Linked DNA regions of Mus musculus: regions 2, 3 and 4 are each linked to region 1. Evidence: chromatin contacts called from ENCODE Hi-C or POLR2A ChIA-PET data. All regions are on one chromosome and are shown on one strand. The core of a region is the stretch at or near the end of the contact, and the rest is flanking DNA. Distances in the headings are between cores, read along the strand shown. Region 1 holds the start of Prpf4b (pre-mRNA processing factor 4B). Region 2 holds the start of 1110046J04Rik (RIKEN cDNA 1110046J04 gene). Region 3 holds the start of Nqo2 (N-ribosyldihydronicotinamide quinone reductase 2). Region 4 holds the start of Ripk1 (receptor (TNFRSF)-interacting serine-threonine kinase 1).

Evidence for each region. A loop is a pair of places that touch in the nucleus more often than their neighbours do. ChIA-PET counts read pairs that join two places held with the same protein, here RNA polymerase II (POLR2A).
Region 2: a loop to region 1 is called in a map of heart, with 2.4 times the contacts of the local background. The contact joins the promoter of 1110046J04Rik here to the promoter of Prpf4b in region 1. A Hi-C loop is called at or near these places in 1 of 37 maps with a recorded cell type or tissue (heart). POLR2A ChIA-PET finds 5 or more read pairs at or near these places in 1 of 5 experiments (embryonic stem cell).
Region 3: a map of v-Abl transformed pro-B cells shows a loop between it and region 1 (4-fold over the local background). The contact joins the promoter of Nqo2 here to the promoter of Prpf4b in region 1. A Hi-C loop is called at or near these places in 1 of 37 maps with a recorded cell type or tissue (v-Abl transformed pro-B cells). POLR2A ChIA-PET finds 5 or more read pairs at or near these places in 1 of 5 experiments (Patski).
Region 4: POLR2A ChIA-PET joins it to region 1 with 12 read pairs in Patski. The contact joins the promoter of Ripk1 here to the promoter of Prpf4b in region 1. POLR2A ChIA-PET finds 5 or more read pairs at or near these places in 2 of 5 experiments (Patski and embryonic stem cell).

What each region holds. Positions count from the first base shown.
Region 1 is chr13:34,873,684-34,877,193 of GRCm38, reverse strand. It overlaps Prpf4b (pre-mRNA processing factor 4B), which reads right to left and starts at 1,665. Exons shown (of 15, transcript NM_013830.3): 1 at 1,500-1,665. The coding sequence starts at 1,540. Gm36839 (a long non-coding RNA gene) reads left to right here and starts at 1,954. Exons shown (of 2, transcript XR_382181.1): 1 at 1,954-2,025; 2 at 2,626-3,510.
Region 2 is chr13:33,934,319-33,937,828 of GRCm38, reverse strand. 1110046J04Rik (RIKEN cDNA 1110046J04 gene) reads right to left here and starts at 1,797. Exons shown (of 5, transcript NR_040707.1): 1 at 1,732-1,797. Serpinb6a (serine (or cysteine) peptidase inhibitor, clade B, member 6a) reads left to right here and starts at 1,746. Exons shown (of 7, transcript NM_009254.3): 1 at 1,746-1,907.
Region 3 is chr13:33,963,113-33,966,622 of GRCm38, reverse strand. It overlaps Nqo2 (N-ribosyldihydronicotinamide quinone reductase 2), which reads right to left and starts at 1,964. Exons shown (of 7, transcript NM_001163241.1): 1 at 1,823-1,964. It also overlaps a transcript of Serpinb6a not described here.
Region 4 is chr13:34,000,852-34,004,361 of GRCm38, reverse strand. Ripk1 (receptor (TNFRSF)-interacting serine-threonine kinase 1) reads right to left here and starts at 1,999. Exons shown (of 11, transcript NM_001359997.1): 1 at 1,656-1,999. It also overlaps a transcript of Serpinb6a not described here.

The sequences.
Region 1 (3,510 bases), core at 416-2,915:
AATTATTTTCAAATTAGCAAAAATAGGACACATTGAGAAGAATTCCATTTACACAATTTCTATGGGGGAAGGGAGGATAAATTAAAAACTACCATCAGTGTTATGTAGTTGCCAGAGCCTAAACAAACCCACGCTTATAAAGATAGGATTAAATACGCAAATAATAGGGCTGACTCTGACTCAAAATAAATGTGAATGGATCCTCCCCTCAAATTAAGTGAATGGACATAATACCAAGAACTTTTCAGATTGCCAGAACTACTTAGCTGAACAGCCGAAGACACCCATCAAGCTAAACTAACATCCTGTAACTGCCACACCATGAACTTGGACAATAAGCTATCTTAAAATCCTATCTGTTCTCTGCTAAGCCCAATTGTCACAACCACAATGCAACTTTCAAGCATACTTAATAAAAACAAATTCTCTGTCAAGCTGAGTAAAGTAAATGACAGGGGAACCCCAAACTAGATTCTCAGCAAAGAAACCAAGCTATCTGTCACAAGTTGCTGGAAACGGTATCAAACACTTTCCTAAACAGGCTGAAAACATAGATAATGCAGATGTAACTGGGGGGTGGGGGGTGGGGGGGGTTGCTGTTGCCACCCAGTCTTCAGTGGTATTCTCTTTAAAGTTAAGCTTTCCTCGCATAAACGTGGGAAACAAAACACTGCTCTTCTTTAAGCAACAGCTAGTCCTTTTGCTTATTCAAGGATGTGTTCTCTTGGCTTCAAATACTTCTATAGTCGCTTAATTAAAAACACAGATTAGAATGATTTAGAAGTAGCAACGATTCCTAATACTTCTCCCATGTCCCTTCCTAAAGGCAAAAACAAACTAGGGCAAAAAACTGCCAGGCCTCAAAACCCAGGTAGTCTACCTTACTTTGCCTCAAGTTTGAAAGTTAGAAATAAGCTACCAATGGACAGAGAAATACCGGGTTGTGGTTGGAAGGAAGAGTAAAGGGCAAAGGACTTCGCTAGCACAATTTCCGGGACAGTCAAAAGTGTGACCCTAGCACCCCCGTCTCTGCTTTTACCATCAGCAGGATCGCAAGGATAGCATATGCGTTAGGAAAGCGGGGCTTAGCCTGCCGGCCGCCACTATTCCTCGGGTCTCTTTAGGGAAGGAGATCACCGAGGGTTGAGATCGGAGAGCTCCACGGTCCCCCAGGGAGGTGCAGGAAGGCGCGACCTCAGGGCAGCAGCAGCCACCACGCTAACTGGACCTGTAGAGGCCGCTCGTGCCGCCGCCTCCCGGGGCAACGACGGACAGCAGGCCGCGCTGCCGGCACCTCAACAGCCGCGGCCCCACCGGCAGCAAAGCCCAGGCCGCTCCCACGCCTCCCGCCGCACCACCCACGGCGCGCGGCAAGGCAAAGTTTGGCTGTCGCCGTTAGGCCTGAACTTTCCCGCCCGTCGCGCAGGTCGCCGCCGCCGCCGTCCCCCGCATTGCCGGCCTGGAGGCCCAGCTCCGACACACCCGCGCGGTGCACTTACTCAGCTTGCTCCCGCAGGGACGGGGGCTCCGTGGCGGCCATCTTGAACTTCCCGACTCCTCCGCGATGCTGGCGGCGGCTCGGCGAACCGTGGACGCCAGTGGAAGCGGAGGAAGAAGGGACAGGCAGCCGCGCATGTGCGGAGCACGTAGAGAAAAGCGGCACTCGGGAGTCCGCGCTAAGAATCCGGATAGAAAAACTCGGCGTCCGGGGGCGGGGCGCGGAACGTAACTTCCGGGGCTAGGGGGCGGGCCGTGGGGAGAAGAAGGCCTGATTCACTTAGAGCGCTGGTTATGTGTGTAAGTGTGAGTGTGTAAGTGTGTAAGTGTAGGGACCTGCTGGAGACAGCAGCAAAGAAAGGGGTCGGGTGCATTGCTGAGAGCTGATTCTCCATGTGATCCAGTAGTGGGTGAAACCTGCTGTGTCTCTCCTTGTTGCTGATTGGCTAGCGGAGAGCTCGTAGACCTGGCCTAATTTAAACAGCCAGAATATCTGCCAGGTCCCCTTTTGACCTTCTGTTCTTTATGGTATGCTTTATATGGGAATTAAGTTTTCTGTTTCTGGGAGGAATACGTTGGAGATAATGGTGATACTGAAATAAGACCGATTTCCGATTTACAGACACCATTCTTCACAGAGTAAAATAAAGCACTTCTAAGCCCGGACACACAAAATAAATGTAATAAAAATGCTCTTGTCGGGCAGTGGTGGCGCACGCCTTTAATCCCAGCACTCGGGAGGTAGAGGCAGGCGGATCTGAGTTCGAGGCCAGCCTGGTCTACAGAGTGAGTTCCAGGACAGCCAGGGCTACACAGAGAAACCCTGTCTCGAAAAACCAAAAAATAAATAAATAAAAAATAAAATAAATAAAGCACTTCTAAAGGAGCTGGTGCTGGAAAACTTTTCCATGGAAGATTTTCTTTTTCACCCAAGTTCATTTCCACGCTATTACGAATTGGAGAGCGAAATCGATGCCTAAAGGCATCCCAAGCTGTTACTGTTAGCAGATATTGAAACATTAGCTTACTCGTGCAGGAAACGTTTACAAAGTGACAGACCAGACAATTACAATTCCTTGGGTTTTTTTTTTTTTTTTTTTTTTTTTCCTCTTCGGGGCCCTGGTAAAGGAACCGCCCGACCCATAGCCGCAGTTTCCGCGGATCAGGACGGAAGTGAGCTCTGCACAGCGGAACCAGCTTCCCGGAAGTCTTTTGGCCAGCCGGAGAGACGCATGCGTGCTGGTGGCCAGAAGAAAGCGTGGGCGTGTTCAAAGCTGCGGGCGGTGGTTGTGGCGTTAGAACTGCGGCGGGCAGCTATGGGGAGGCCCTCCCAGTTCCCTGCTCCAGCTCAGCTGGTCTCCGCCTCCCGATCTCAGCCCCGACCTCTCCTCTGCGGCAACGTCAGCACAGCGGCTTGCCAAGATTGCGTCTGAGCGTACCCCAAGATCCCTCAAGTAGAGGTCCGCCTTGTTCGGTGACACCGTGGAGACCACGGCGCCGGCAGACAATGCAAAAAGTTGAGGCTTTGGAGGCAAGCGTGTCTTTGTGAACGTTTCATCTTTTCCTACCATCTGTGGTTGCTTCAAGTATTATTCCAAACGAGCTGGGCATTCTTTAAATAATTGAAAAATATATTTGAAATATGTGTATTTCTGTGGAGAGCTACTAATCTCGTACACGGTTGCCATGGAACCCAGTGAGCTCTCAATAGGCTAATTGTAACAGACTACAAACAAATTACGAGCATCGTAAAACCCGTTGACTCTTGGAGTTTCCAGGTGTCTTTGAAGAGTGTAGAAGCCATTTGAGCAGCACTTAGGTTTAAAATTGGGATTTGGACCTTTAATGGGAAGACGCCAAACTGGTGTTAACACGCTTGAGGCATCATGCCTGTCTTAGTGTAATTTTTTTGTTGTTTTAAAATACTTCTGTGCATTTGTGAATTTGGACAAACTCAAAGTAAAGGAAAATCATCCCCCAAGTGGATAATTCCACGTTGAACCAGCCCGAACA
Region 2 (3,510 bases), core at 548-3,047, 940 kb after region 1:
CTTGTGTAGATAATCAGCCTCTAGTAGGGCTTTTCCAGCTGTGCTTGACTCCCAGGAACAGTGCAGTGTAGCTTATCAGTTTCTGCTATGCAAATTGAGACTGCCTTTTAAACAAGTTAAATTAAATCAAAGGATGGACAGCCAGCAGATAAAGTTTTAACCTTTTTTTTCCAACATGAAACACAGAACAACAATCATTCAAACAACAAAACAAAAACAAACATAAGTAGACAGACATATGGATAAATGGTGCACAGACGATAGACAGAGAGGGAATAGAACTTGATGTTTCAAAGGGACCCAGATATCCTAACCAGAACTAAGTATATCTCCAACAGGAGCCAGAGAGGAAGCAGGACCAATTTCTTCCTGTCCCTAGGAGAGCTCTGAAATATCTTATATCTATTTTCCTTCTCTTGTGCTAAAGCGTCCTGGACAGGGGACAACTCCATTTCTGAAACCTATTCTCTTTTTCTCTCTCTCGTGTTCAAGGCCTCACTCTTTATCTCCTTCTGGGAATTCTGCCAAAGAGAGAAGAGGCACAGTGGTAGCTACCGATAGTTGTTCTCCAGCGCCCTGCTTTTCTAACTTTCCCAATTTCTCTTCAACGTGACTAATTCTTTTACTTATATATTTACCATTCCTATTTCTGGGAATTAAGGACAACATAAATGTACTTGAGCTAAGAATTTTTCTAACATCTGTTTTGGTTGTTGTTGTTTTTTGTTTTTTACTCTTTTTATTTTATTTTAAATCCTACTCCTTTCACCTGGAGCAGCTCCTGGCTGTGGACAAATGCCTATTTAGAATTCCCTCGCCCCATTATGCAGCCACACCTTAGGCGAAGCCCATGTCGGGCCAACACTTCTTCAGCCTAGCCTGTATCCTCCTGAAAGCACTTTTTTACAGCAGCAGTTTCAAAAAATAAAATTTATGGCTAGCACTAGCATTAATGCTGCATGTTGCTTACAGTGCTTCATGGATACTTTCACTTTTCTTCTGTTTTCTGTGGCGCTCCACCCAAGACAGCACTTCTCAGTAGTCCCCCCTTCACCCCCACCCCAGTTTTCAAGTCCATCTGTAGCCATCTAGCAGCCATGGTTGAACTGGGTTTACCTGAAACGGGGGCTAGAAATAAGGTAAAGGGGTGAGAGAAGGATGAAGCTAAGACAAAGGTTCTGATCAAGGCTCAAAGTTTGATAATAAGCTTTGTGTTTATAAAGGAAAAAAAAAACCCACAAAATCCATCCACTTCTTCAGCTTGAGTATGTTGTAGCAGCAAGGTCAGCGCAAAAACCTTAAAGTTCCCATGGGTACCTGCAATTGCAGCCAAGACAGATGTCTGTGTCCAGGTTGATAAGGTCTGTTTAGCCTGCTGAAGGCTGGGAATACTGCTCATCCTTTTCATGGCTGGGAAAGGCTTACCCAAAGCTGAGAAGGCTACACTGGGACACAGGCACTGACCACCTTTCTTTATTTTTCTGTGCCTGCTGAATAAGATCTCTACCTCCAGCCCCAGTAGTTAAAAGTCTTTTCTTCCTTTCTCACTTTAAACTTATGATCTGCTTTGTCACAAGTATGTCCATCCACTAAGTGCTGGCACACTTCTGGCATCGCTAAGTGGAGGTAGCCAAAGCATCCAGAAAGTACCAGAAAGATCAGCTGCCCAATCTGAGGCAAAGTGGCCAAGAGCCAGAGGATAGGCTAGATTGTGGGTCCGCAGGCACTCACCTGGCCTTACTTACTCTCTTCCTTTTCCTACTCGGGAGCGGCCGCACCCTGGCCTTCAGACTCCTCCCGACTCTCCGCCCCCCATAAGTATTTAAGGCCTCGGGCGCGGTTGGGGCCTCCTCATCTCTTCTCTGCTTGCTACCAGTCCGGAAATCGAGAATCTAGGAGAATCTAGGGTATGCTCTTCGGTGGGCTGAGGCGGGGGTGGGGTGGCGGGGTGGGGGTGGGGAGCTGGGGACGCAGGCGGGTGTGGCGCGCGGCGAGAGCCCTGTGGACCTGACTCGGGTTCCCTCTGCTGCACAGCGGCTTCAGCGGGCCGTGACGCAGCCAAGTGAGTCGCCTTGTGATCCCAGCCATCTGGTGACATCGCCGCCCTCCCAGATCTGCCAGAGTCCTTGGAGGCGACGGCTAGCGAGGGATGGGGGCTGCGCGGAGCCGGCCTGGCTGCTGCGCGGGGCCCCGGGGCTACAGGTGATCACGTATGTCCTTCGATCCGGAGTGAACCTGGAGACTCCAGAGACGCAGGCTGGTGACGCACTAGGACGGGCGTTGGGATCTGGGAGGTGGGGGAGAGAGACCAAGGGCTGGGTGCTCAGACCCTTTCCTGTCCAGTGTGCCTGAATCTCCCAGGGGCGCTGCCCAGGCTGTGCTGGGAAGTTTGTGACAAATCTTAAGCACCCCGGAGGCCCACAAACATAAATACTTGTGAGAAACAATTCCAGATCTTTGGGTTTTGTTTGTTTGTTTGTTTGTTTGTTTTCCCTCCTACTAAACTCACAAATTTGATATCTGTCAGGTTAGGAGAAAATCATGGGCAAAGTTTTTGACAGTTTCTGTGCCAGAAGCACTTGGCATGTGAACTTGTTTTTTCCTCCCTCCTCTTTTTGATGGACCCAGAGCCTTGTAATGCTGAGCAAGTTCTTTCCTACTGAGATACATGCCTGGTCTTCCTCCTTTCCTCCCGTTAGGTTAGGTCTTTTCTCCACATTAGGATCAGAAATATGGACAGCTAGTATTCATATGGTGTCAGAAACACTGAGTGAGGGAAAACTGGGCGAGGTTTGGCACTTATTTTTCTGACTGCTTGGGAGGCAATTGATTGTAATAGGTCTTTTCCAGAGGCTGCTCATTTCCTTCCTCCAGTGGCTTAGGAGTTGGGTGTTGGATCTAATATATCAAGTAACCTTGGGTAAAAGTATGTGTGATCAGGGACTGTGGCGCTGGGGCTTGTGGGATGATTGCTGTTATCCGTTTACATGGGGTGTGTCCTAGTGTTTCAAGGCTGCTCTGAGTAATTGTATCCGATATGGCTTGTGTCATCACGCAGAAAGGGTGTGTTTGGGGCACTCTTGGCTCCATATACCAAGTTTATTTGGCTTCCTATACCTGCATGTCTCCCCATACCATCTCATACATGGATTTTACTTTTAGTCAACATGAAGCAGAAATCAAAATCTGATAGAAAACATTGAAGGAGAACTGAGATGTGTTGCTGTATACCTGTAATCCCAGGACCCAGGAGGCTGACGCAGAGAAATGAGAGTTTGAGCCCAATCTGGACTGCATAGACTCTTTCCCCTTTCTTGTTTTCTAAACAGCATGCTAATAGGGATCATTTATCTAGCTTTTACATTGTGCTGGGTATTTACACATCTCTAAACCATTTAAAGTTCACAGGGGCACTTATATTGGTTAGATCAAATATTAAGTTATTTTACATAAGTTAACTGAACACTTGAAGATTTGGCATCTTCAGATATCAACTGATATTCTTCAGAT
Region 3 (3,510 bases), core at 715-3,214, 910 kb after region 1:
TTTCTTCTGCAAGTCACTTTTGGTTACAGTGTTTTATCACAGCAACAGAAAAGTGACTAATATACAATATTTCCTGCTACTGGCAAGAAAAAAAAATAACACAACCAAAAACTCAGATAAAAGTCAACAATGAAAAAAAAAAAAAAACAATCCAATTTAGACTTTTCTCCAGAGTTATACAAATGAGCTTTATGAGCATGTGAAAGGCATATTAACCATTAGAGAAATAATATGGCTAAAATGAAAATAGATTCTGAGGTTGTTGGGCTACTTGAGACACAAGATTTTGAGACAGTCCTATTTGTTTACTCATGCAAGGGATGGATATTAAGCCTAGGGGAAAGATTAGGAAAGGTCGATCAGAGTTCTGCTCTTGATTCACGATGTATGTTTACAGAGCAGATTAAAAGTTTCATCACTCTAGCAGGGCACTAATCAGGTGACTTTACCATATCTCAGTCACTAAACATTACGTAGACACCCGGTGGGAACTGACCTGGAGAGTTCAAGAAACAGCAAGAAAGGTTATTTAGCTGGGCTCTGGTTTGAAGTGAGTGGCTGGTGATGCAGCCAGGGACCTGAGTGGGGGGATGATAAATAGGTCAGAGTAAAGATTTTATGCCAAGAATAACAGAAGATCTTAGGCAGATAGCTCTAAGGTTAATACACATTTTCAAAGGTTCCCAGGACTACTGTAGATGAGCAAAACACATCCCGAGATTTCCCTCAAGTAGGCACACAGCTGCCTTAGTCCGGACTTTGCAGTGCTGCTAGGCACACTCTACACTCTACCCCTAGCCTCACCGCCTCATCTGTGCTACTCAGCTCAGTTTACAAATTTGTATTACAATTGGGTGTGGCTGGCTGGGTGCATGGGGTTGAAATTTCCTCTTACTTAACTCTCGGAAGAGTAAGAAATTCGAACATAGATACAATCTCCTGATACAGGCTTTTCACTCTCAGTTACTCGCCTTAGGTGGAAACTGTAAGTTAACCAAGGTTTTGTTGTTTGTTTTTTCTTGTTTTGTTTTTGCTGTTGTGTTGTTTGTGGGGGAGGTGTGGTTGTTAACCTACAAGCCACATGAAAAGAACTTCACGATATTTAGAGATAAGCATAATTATGTCTCAACATCCAGCAGTTATTTTGATAGTTTTACTGTATCATTTTCTACACAGGCAGGCTCTATGGTGGTCATTCTAACAGCTGACATGTTATCCTGTAGTGACAGCATTGCCTGCCTGCTTTCTGTGTTCACTTAGTTTATCTTTTTCTAGAGTGCTCTTGCTCAATCGCGCTCCTCTCCCCCACCCTCCATGCTCCCTTAGAGGCTTCTGCGAGTCACAAAGTTTCAGTCTTCTGTCTCTTCCTTACTTATATTTCCAGAAATTACAGGTTACTGAAACCGATAGTTTCACATTAAGGTTACAGAAGCTGATACTTCCTTTGAGCCAGTGTTCTTTAAGGCAGAGTAAACCGCAGTTGCCAGGCTAAGGGAAGACACCCTGCACAAACTTCGCTCTGGCTCACTTCGATTTTTACCCTTTGCTAAAAAAATATGCAGAGACTCACAACTGCTCACTATACAAGAGTGGGCTGGCGAAACGCAACCATTCACGTTAAGCAGGACCTGGACCCAGTGTGGACGCGCCTGCAAATACTTAAAGGCTTGAGGAGCGAGGCACCCTGGGAACACCGGTCTACAGTTTAATATGCAAGCTGAAAACCGGAAGGGACCTCTTTAGTCCTGCATTTCCCCCAGTCCCCAAAGTTGCTTGCAGAAAGGACGCGCATGCCCCAGGGAAGCAGTGAACAGACTCTTACCTCTGCCTCCTGGAGGGAACACACGCACAATGTGACACAGCCAGTGTCTAGGGCCAGAATGCCTAGAGCTTGCCTGCACGCTTTGCCGCTGCGCCCAGGGCCGTTTTCCCCACCCGGCCCCGCCCTCACACTGACCTCTAGCGGCTTCTTGGCAACAACCCGCCCCACAACTCCCAATCAGTGGACTTCAATCTTCCCTCCCCTACTGTCTCCTTGACCTGTTCCTGCCCCACGCTGGGCTCCAGTAGTTGTGGGCAAAACCAGTTTCTCTCCTTGCTTCCGGCATCTGGCAGAAAGCCTGTGCTGGGAGATGGGAAGTGGTGCCTTCCTGCTTTGTACCTCATCCTCTACAAGCACTAATATATCCAGGCAAATCAGCACAAAAACACTGTACTACTAGGCAATCAAAAAAAAAAAAAAAAAAAAAAAAAAAAGAAATGAGTTGTGAATACATCCTGCTCCAGTCTTCAGGGAATTTCCCAGAGTAAGAGCGTCCAATCACCAAAGAATATGTATTTAATGATTCTGTTTCTTGAAAGAGTAAATTACAGGAATAGGGAATCAGAGTAGTGGTTGCAAAGATTTAGGAGTTAAAGAACAATCTTTGTGTTGAAGGATGCATTCTTTGCCTATCCTATCAGTGTCCACGTCACGGTAAGCCACTCTTGCCAGATGTCGTCAATGGAGAAAACAGTGAAACTGATATATAGGTAAAAATACAATAGTTAATTAAAAAATGTTGCGGGGCCTAGCAAACACAGAAGTGGATGCTCACAGTCAGCTAATGGATGGATCACAGGGCTCCCAATGGAGGAGCTAGAGAAAGTACCCAAGGAGCTAAAGGGATCTGCAAACCTATAGGTGGAACAACAATATGAACTAACCAGTACCCCGGAGCTCTTGACTCTAGCTGCATATGTATCAAAAGACGGCCTAGTCGGCCATCACTGGAAAGAGAGGCCCATTGGACACACAAACTTTATATGCCCCAGTACAGGGGAATGCCAGGGCCAAAAAGGGGGGGTGGGTGGGTAGGGGATTGGGGGGCTGGATATGGGGGACCTTTGGGATAGCATTGAAAATGTAAACGAGGAAAATACCTAATAAAAAAAATTTTTAAAAAAATGTTGCAAGACCAAGTAGTTGCAGAAGCTGGGCAAAGGAGCTGGTAGAACTTTAGGTGAAAAATTGTGTGTGTGTGTGTGTGTTGTTGGTTTTCTGGCTTTCTATCCACAGTGACATCTTACCAATTCAAGGAATGGTGGTATGGCTGATCTCTCTGCTACCATTTTCCTTATATTAAGAAGTGGATTACTGCATTCCCCGGCAGGGTCAGGGCTGCCAGTGAGCCTTGGCCTGGAGATGGTCTACATTTTCTAATAGAGATGCAGGTGTAAGTGCCTCAGCCCCTGTGGGATCATGCATGACTGGAGTACAGCAGCATCTGTGAACAAGAACTCACAGACACACTCTACGTAAGCTGCTCTTCGCCCGCCCGGGACCGGGACTGGAAGCTGAGTGGTACTCTCTGGTGTACATAATGGTGTAGGCTGAATGGAAGTTGAACAGTAGGACAGTTCACTAGGAACACAATCTTCAATAGAATAACTGAGCTTTCTGCCCATCTGGTATTGTTTCAGTTACAGCAAACCAAATAAGATCACCGTCATTGTATGCTGACTTTCAGC
Region 4 (3,510 bases), core at 750-3,249, 870 kb after region 1:
AGTTGAGGTTAAATGATTCACCCGAATTGAATTCACCTTACCCCTTCTCTCAGGCTTTCACTCTCAGTTCTTTAATATTTTTTTCTAGAAAGGCAACTAATAATTTTCTTTTGAAAACCCCCAATGCAAAGACGAAATTGTTGCCAGGCATAGTGTGCCATGGTATTCCAGGCATAGTGACACATGCCTTCCATCCGGACACCAGGAAGACAGAGGCAGGTAGATCTCTGGGAATTCAAGGCCAGCCTGGCCTTCTACATAGCTAGCTTCAGGATAGCAAAGGCTACACAAAGAGACCCAGTCTCAAAAACAATAAACAAACAAACAAACAAACATATAAAATCATATGGACTTACCCAGATTAATTGAATATTCTACATTTTAAAAACATGGGGATGTACAGATTAAATTTAAAAAAAACTTAGTATTATATCCATGTTTTTATAGTAAGACACATCTGCCAGAATGATATCCTACCGATGTGTGGGAAACTATATATTTGCTTCAAATTCCAGATCCTACTGGAGATATTAAGGAGACATTAACTAAGGTGTAATAGTACTGTGCCCAGTTTGTAAGTTGTTACCTTGGGCACATATCTTATTACAATCTTGAAAGCTTAACATTATGTGTAAGGCTCAAAGTAGCAAAGAATGAGAAAAATGGAAATTAAAGTTAAGAATTGTTACTACTGTTTTTGTCAGTCATACAAACAAAACATCCCAAATTTCATTTTCAATAAGACTAGTATATTTCTACATACAATACAGCTGTGATAGTTCACCTTTCTCACAAGCCTTAGTAGTATCTTTCCAGGGGCTACAGAATTACACAATTAAGTCATTGCATCCCAAAGTTCACTCTACCATCGAGTCTTCATGTGTTAAGAAAGAATACTTTCCTAAAGGTCTTTTGTGGAATTTCTTGATTAAAACAGCTTCAACTCTTTGCACAAAGTAAAAGAGCAAGAAAATCAAATGATCTGCAAGACACAAAGAATGAGTCACCCTGGGCTGCACCATCCATCCTCAGTGGGCTCTGTCCAACGCTTAGGTGAGGAGGATGTGGCTTATCTTTTTCACAACTCAGAAAAGGTCTGCAGCAACCCATAAATGCAAATGCTACTGAGGACCAGAGAAGCCTTGGATGTTTGACACTGGTCTCTCGTTGAGGTCGTAGATCACTCCTGATTTGCCAGCTCACCTCAAAAATAACGATGAAAGCTACCGACTGCTCTGCCACCTGCTGCCCCAAGACAACAGGAATAGACCCTTTTAAAGAGCTGGTAGGTCCAGGGTTGATAGGTTACATTTAGGTAGTCTTGTTGGGGTCCTAAAGCTTCAAGAAGCTGTCATTCCTACCAAAATAATCGTTCCATAGTCACTCTGTAACCATGGCTACGGCGCACCTTCAGTCTCGACTTGAGCTAAAACGACCTCAAGAAGAGTCCAACCTCCCGCTAGATGACAGCAAGTTCCGCGCTTTTCGATTTCCGGGAACGTTTGAAGTCCCGCCCGCCACCCGGCTTCCGGAAACAACGAGCCCCGCCCTCCGGTCCACGCGCAGAAATCGCGCGGCCTCCGCCCCTTCCGGGAAACCAGCTTCTGAGGAAACTAGCGGCGGCGCCCCTGGCCTCGACCCCCGCGCTGACTTACCTCAGAGGCCTTCCCGCGGCCAAGTACCCCGGCCTAGGTGAGGAAGGACGGGCGGTGGACGTCAGGAGCGGCGCCTCGCCGTGGCTGCCCGGCCGGGACGGCCCTGGGCCCTGACGAGGACCGGTCGGAGTTCGGTGCTGAAGTGGCGCCCAGCCACTCGCAGGTCCCCCACAGCCTGCCGCCTCCCGCCGCGTCCAGCTCGCACCTCCGCGGGTCCGCACCGCCGCTGGACTCCCGGGAGGTGAGCGGCACCGACACCCGCGCTCCCGAGGCCGTTCCGGGGGCCGCTGGTCCTCCTCTAAGGACTACTGGGGTGGTGCTAGGCTGCGGCCGCCCCTGTCTCCGCCTCTGCTCACGCCCCGGGGCTGTGTGCACGGGCGAGCGCCAGCCTCCCAGCTGGGCATTGAGCTCTACTGAGCATGCCAGGTTCGCAGCACGACCATCCCGGAGGCCCGCGGGCGGAAGGAATGGCACTTTTGCCTTGCTTTCTGAGCGAGTTCTGAGAGAGCCCTTAAAAAAAATAATACGGCGGTCATAGCTGCTATATGTCAGGGCGGAGACCGCTTGGCCCGCTAGATAGCGCTGTGTGCGACAGTGGCCTTTGCAAGCTTTGTGGGTTCAGAGGTGACACGGTGACAGAACCACTGGTAAATTATCGTTCGTCCACCACAGCAGCCTGTCGAGGAAGAAACGTGATTAATTTGTAGCCCTCGAAAATAGTAGTTGAAACCCCAAGCAGAAACTGTGTTGCTGCAGGTGTCATTAAGAAGAAAGTTGCACGATAGTCCAGTGATCCCTTATTGTCAAAAGATAAATATGACAAGACAGAGAGAGGGCCACAAAAGACACGATAAAGGAGTCTTATTAAACCATACACACGACCACTTTAAGAAAATTCACAGCCATTTTACCAGATACCTCACCATACAAATAAGCATTAAAAAGATGCTCAATGTCAAAGGACATTAGGGGAACTCAACTTTGATGTAGAGTACACATAAAATGCCCCCAAATCCCAAACATTCACCGATGTTAACAAAAACGTACACTAACTGAAAATCACATACATTCCTGCAAAGAATGCAAAACCTTTATGGTTACTGTATGATTTATCAGTTTCACATACAGGTATGTACCCAAATGAACATACATCTAGTGTATAAACACATGTACTTAAGTTGGGTTTTTTGTTTGTTTGTTTGTTTGGAGTTCTTTCCGGGTGGGATTGGGTGTGTGTGTGTGTGTGTGTGTGTGTGTATAAAACTCCACATATGGGAGGCCAGGAGCCCACCTCCAGTTAGCTCCTTCTTACAATGCATCTTTTTCTTTTCCATACAAGGTATTACTTTTACCTTTTGCTTGTGGAATGGACTAAGCTGTCTGGCCAAGGCAAGAGGCACCAGGGGTGTCTCCATGGCCAGTTTTGTTTGTTTGTTTCTGTATGAGTGCTGGGGATTGAACTCAGATCCATATGTTGCCATGGAAAGCACTTTGCTGAAGGAACCATGAGCTATCTTCTTCAGGTTCCTGTACATTGTTTTTCCTTAAGTTTTTTGTTTGTTTTATTTACGAGTGTGTATATAATAGAGTGCAGATTCTCCTAGAGGCCACAGAAAGGTATCAGGTCCCCTGAAGTTAGAGTTTACAGGTGAACTGTCTGGTGTGAGTCTGGGAACCAAACTTGGGGTCCTCTGCAAGAGCAGTATGTGCTTTTAACAGCTGACTCACACTTCCAGCTCCTGTATCTGAAAAATTTAAAGGTTTATTTGATATGTCTGAGTGCTTTGATTGCACGTTTGTGCACCACTTGCATGCCTGGCGTCCATGGAGGTCAGAAGAGGGCATGGGATCTCTT